Linked DNA regions of Homo sapiens: region 2 is linked to region 1. Evidence: read pairs that join two places in POLR2A ChIA-PET (ENCODE). Cell type or tissue: OCI-LY7. All regions are shown on one strand.

The links. Peaks named below come from ENCODE experiments on the same cell type or tissue, not always from the same donor. Only the 100,000 strongest peaks of a DNase experiment are listed, where the experiment ranks them.
Region 2: POLR2A ChIA-PET joins it to region 1 with 5 read pairs; 7 of 35 experiments call an interaction of 5 or more read pairs at or near these places.

What each region holds. Positions count from the first base shown.
Region 1 is chr5:173,901,939-173,904,438 of GRCh38, reverse strand. All of the region lies in intron 1 of CPEB4 (cytoplasmic polyadenylation element binding protein 4), which reads right to left. Among named protein-coding and RNA genes, the nearest start is that of CPEB4, 15 kb to the right of the region's middle. RefSeq lists a silencer at 2,419-2,500. In OCI-LY7, no CTCF peak of the experiment used is centred here; no DNase peak of the experiment used is centred here; H3K4me3 peaks cover 2,103 bases; H3K27ac peaks cover 2,356 bases.
Region 2 is chr5:173,736,174-173,738,673 of GRCh38, reverse strand. The region is part of intron 1 of LINC01484 (long intergenic non-protein coding RNA 1484); the gene reads left to right. Among named protein-coding and RNA genes, the nearest start is that of LINC01484, 8.8 kb to the left of the region's middle. RefSeq lists an enhancer at 1,379-1,538. In OCI-LY7, no CTCF peak of the experiment used is centred here; a DNase peak (open chromatin) is centred at 1,463; H3K4me3 peaks cover 1,993 bases; H3K27ac peaks cover 2,444 bases.

The sequences.
Region 1 (2,500 bases):
CCCATTGAGATGACAGAGTGGCATACAAATTAGAGACCCATCATAAATGCATCTCTGGGTTATCTACTAACCACAGGAGTACTGGTGGTAGTAACAGTACTAATAGGATTACTATCAGCAGCTAACATTATGGGTTACATTCATAACCTCATTTATTCTTCACAAAACCCTGATACAATTAGATATGTTCAGTTATTATCCCACTTCACAGATGAAGAAACTGAAGCTTCGAGTATTTAAATAATTCCATCAATGTTAGGTAAGTGGAGGCAGAATGTGAACCCAGACCTTCTGACTCTAGAACATGTGAGCTTAGTAATCATGAAGGAAAATAAAAGATCACCAATGATTTTCAAGGCTAAGCAAAGCAAACTTTATCACAATGCTTAAACCTCATCATATTCTGTAGTCTTAATTATTATATTTAATATACTGAGTTGCATGTCAGTAACTGGTTAGTTTCAGTTTCTGTCATCTCTACTTCACAGGACAATTTCTAAAAGAAAGACCTTATGATACCACTATGAAAATCAAAGTTGATAAAAATAAGCTTCTGACAAAACAAAATGAATGTTTCAGAGAGGACCCTTGTTTTTAGTATACACCTGAATAATACTGCCTGCCAGGGCAAAATGGGAAGACCTACATCAGTATATAGCTAATGACAAGGCTTTTCATGACATTCCAGAAGCTGCCACAAGCAGCACGTGAACCTGCTGGTCTGTTCCTATCAGGAAAAACAACCAAATTGTAATTATGCCACAGACCAAAATAATCATTTGTGGCCATTTTTTTTTAACATCCAGATGGCTGATCTAAGCCAGCGTTTCTCATACTTGAGAGTACGTCAGAATCACCTGGAGTTCTTGTTAAAATACAGATTACTGGGTCCATCCCCACAGTCTCATTCAGCATGGGTCGTGTCCAAGAATTCCCATCTCTGACAAGTTTCCAAATGACACCAGGGATTACTCTTTGAGAACCACGGAGTTAAGCAAATCCATTCAACAGGTTAACTTCATTAGATCCTTAGGGGTGTGCTTTATAGCTTTTATCCTAGTTGGCCAGCTATGATGCAGTCCAGCTTAAATATTCTACAGGAACTACTGTATGATTTCCTTATGAAGAGAAGGGCTTTGCTCTCAAAACCTGAAACAGCTCTGTCTTTCAAGTTCTAAGGTCCATACCTTTGGAAAGATTAAAATAAAGTTCAATTTCACCAAAACAAAATTCCTTAAGAAAAAGCATCAAGAGGTGAGTGGCTCACCATTAAGAACAAACAAAATACAAATTTGGTGCTTGAATTTTCACAATAAAATACTATCTCTGGCATCCATATACCCCATATCTTAAGCATATAGCTTTTTTTTTTTTTTTTCATTCAGCTACATGGAATATCTGCCATTCAGGTATTTACTACTGACATGTCTTCTCTCTCTCACAACTGGTCAAATGCCCTACAAGCCAAGATAAACAGTCTAAACAAAGGATATGCTAATTACTCATTCCTTCAGATTCAACCTATTTATCAAGTCACATCATCAGAAAATACATAGTATATACTGGTCCCTTTGGACTTGCTTTTATAGAATTATGGCTTAACAGCATGATCTCAGATTTTAATAAGCAGAAAATATTAGTAACTGCTGTTTGTTAAACATCTATGAATTTTCTTGTAAAATTTGTCAGCAATGGAAAAATTCATTGTCTGTCAACGCCCCATGATTAGAAACCTGCAAGGCAAATTTCTCTCAAAAATATTTCACTCTTGTTTAAAAGTATGCTTATTTTCATTAGAGAATGAGATCTACATCACCCATCATGTTACATTTTTGTCTTGGATGCTGGGGTGTTCACAGTTAGGTTATGTGCTCACAGGCAAAAACTGTACTGAGTTTAAATGTTCTCATCTAAATATAACCCATGCTACCCACCACCACCACCACCACTCTATTATTGCTTCTTTTTATACTTGAGCTAGTATGTTTTGGCATTACTAGACTGAGTCTAAAACACAAAAGGTAATTAATTGAATGTAACCACATTATTAAGAACCAAAGCCAAAATTCAGCTATCCCTTGACTCATTCTATTTCTATAAAAACATATATTACTGTGATCATCATTTCTCAGACTGCTACATATCTGTACCAGGCTACAGAAGTTTCTCTTTCTGGCTTAAACTTTCCCTGGTAAAGAAGGGAAGGGAAAATATTTTGGTTTGAAAGGAAAGTGTACGCCAGTGTGTCAGCTGCCAAAATAAATAGAAATTTTGAGATGCCAGTAGAGCCCATAATTAATCAAAGGTAACTATGGGAGTTTTAATTCAAGATTTGCCAAAATGTAAATATTCCTCTTGAATTAAATAATATGTAAATTCACAGATCATCAAGAGTGGACTATCCAGTCAACTTTCAAGATTCCACTTCCAAATGACCCTCACATCCCTACACAGGCAGCAAATCCCTTTTCCCTTATGTCTCCCTAGCACTCTGACATCC
Region 2 (2,500 bases), 170 kb after region 1:
AGCTTCACACTGCTCACAGAGTAGGCAACAGGACCATGCTTGCCAAATGAACTATCTGACCAAGAAAACCAAATCAAAGTGGTCCCACCCTTCTCTCCAGCACACCATGACGGGATGTAGCTATAGCTCAGCGTAGGGTGGCAATGCAGGAGCAGTAAAGGGAGGTGTTGGAGGGGTCTCAACTGAAGAAGACACTGGATGGCCTGAGAGGGAGGTTGAAGGTGGCATCGCTTTTCATGTGAGTTCATTGCTCACTTAACAAGCACCTACCAGGTGCCCGCTGTGGTGGGCCAGCACCCTCAGCAGGTGCTGGAGCCATGGGCTCTGATGTTAGTGTTGAGTCCTTATGGAGTGCCAGCACTTTCTATGCATTGTCTCACTCCCTCTTCACAATATCCCCATGGGGTAGCTACCGATATAGTCTGTTTGGTACTAAGGAAATTGGGGCCCAGAGAGGGTAAGAAAAGTGCTCTGTCTACTGAGTGAGAAAGTGTCACAGCTGAGATTTGAACCCAGGTCATCAACTCCTGACTCCCGAGCCATGCTCTTAACTACTTCCCAATGGCTCCTGCTACAGGAATTTGACCCTGTCCATTCACTGGACATAGGCATGCCCAGTTTCTGGACATCGACTCTGGCCCTGTGCTGGCAACTGAGGGTACAGCCAAAAATTGGACCCTCCAGAGCCCATGGAGGGGCTCCAAGGTCTCAGCACAAGACCCAGCTGTCGAGATGCACGTGAGAAAACCCATAGCCTATTGGCCTGGTACCACACACAGAGGCCTGTTCCCACTTAGGTTCAGAGAGTTTGGCCCACTCATCCATCCATCCGTCCATCCATCCATCCATCCACTTACTTATTCATAGCTCACTCATTCACTTAACAAACATTCACTCAACCCCTGTGGCCCACTCTGTACTAGGCTCTGTGCTAAGACTTGGGGATAAACCTAACTAAGAGAGACCGGGTCATTGACTCACAACTGAGGGTATAAAGGAGAGTCAGGCAGTAAACACAGAAGAAGATGAGATGGTTCAGGGTGGGGTGAGTGCTGGGAGGTCAATAAAATCAGGCGGAGAAGTAGAGAGTGACTGAAGAGAGACCAGGAATGAGAGAGGCAATTTAGGTGGGGTGGTTAAAGGAGGTCCCTAAGGAGATGACTTACAATGTGGCCAGAATGAGGAGAAAGGGCCAGCCCAGGGGAGAAGCGAGCACAAAGCCTGCACGGTTCAGAAGAATTGGAGTGTGCTAGGAGGTGATAGAAGGCCTCTTTGGACTGGGAGCAAGTGGCCTCTGTGATGCTGGGGTGTGGTCAGGTCCAGACCTGCACACCCTGTATCTACAACTGATGCTCACTCCAGCAGCCAGTGCCTGGCTCCTTCCGCAGGGGCCTCTCTTGGAAACATTCCAGCTCATAGCCGTGACTGTGGTTGAGGCCCTTCCTTCTCCAGGGTGGGGCTGGCAGGTGTCACCAGTCTCTGCCGTCATGGGTCAAGGAGTGGGGCCTTCCTGAAAGGGCGTCAGCCGTGACTGACCTTAGCTTGGCCTCTACATTCTTCAGACCGTGGGTTTCTTCCCCCAGCCCCAGGGGTGGGGGCTTTCTGAAGCCTTCTGTGCTGCAGCAGAGAGAGGCTAAGAGACTGGCCTGAGGTCGCTCAGCAGGTCCGGGGGACAGATGGGTCTAGAATTCCTCCTTTTTTGTCTCCAGTTTCTTTCCATGATCCTCCATCCTAGGTGGTCTCTCTCTAGGCAGAATATAGCCTTCCTTATTCCTGAACGTTTAACCCAGCCTGGGCTTGAATAAAGCAATATGTGGGGAAAAGGGCACAGTTTCCTTGGACCTGTGCTTTTCTTATATCAGTGTTTAATGTTCCCTATAATCATCCATTTGTCCATTTATTTGTTTCCAGCAGTCATATATTCATTCAACTCAAGAATCACAAAACATCCACGCTGTGAATTACCAGGAAGAACAAGTAGAGGCCTTATCTTTCATGATCTCACAGCCTAGCCAAGGGCTCAGGGTACATCAAGGATTGCCGGTGCAGGGTGTGGGGGCAGGGCGGAGGGCAGTGGGAACAGTTACAATAGTTACCATGCAATGACTGGATTGCATCAAAAGCAAAAGCAAATTATGTTGGAGTACAGATGACAAAGTAACCAGCTGCTCGGGTAGTCAGGGAAGGCTTCACAGAGGAAGGGACATTTGAGCTGGGTCTTGGAGAATCAATAGGAGTTTGCTAAACAAATCATTCAGGATATTGATATTCTGGGTAGAGGGACCTGCATGGGCAAAAGCACAGCCAAATGCTGGAAAGGAAACAGGATGGAACCCGGCTAAAGAAGGTAACAGCTGGGCTGGGCGCGGTGGCTCACGCCTGTAATCCCAACACTTTGGGAGGCCGAGGCGGGCGGATCATGAGGTCAGGAGATCGAGACCACGGTGAAACCCCGTCTCTACTAAAAATACAAAAAATTAGCTGGGCGCAGTGGCGGGCG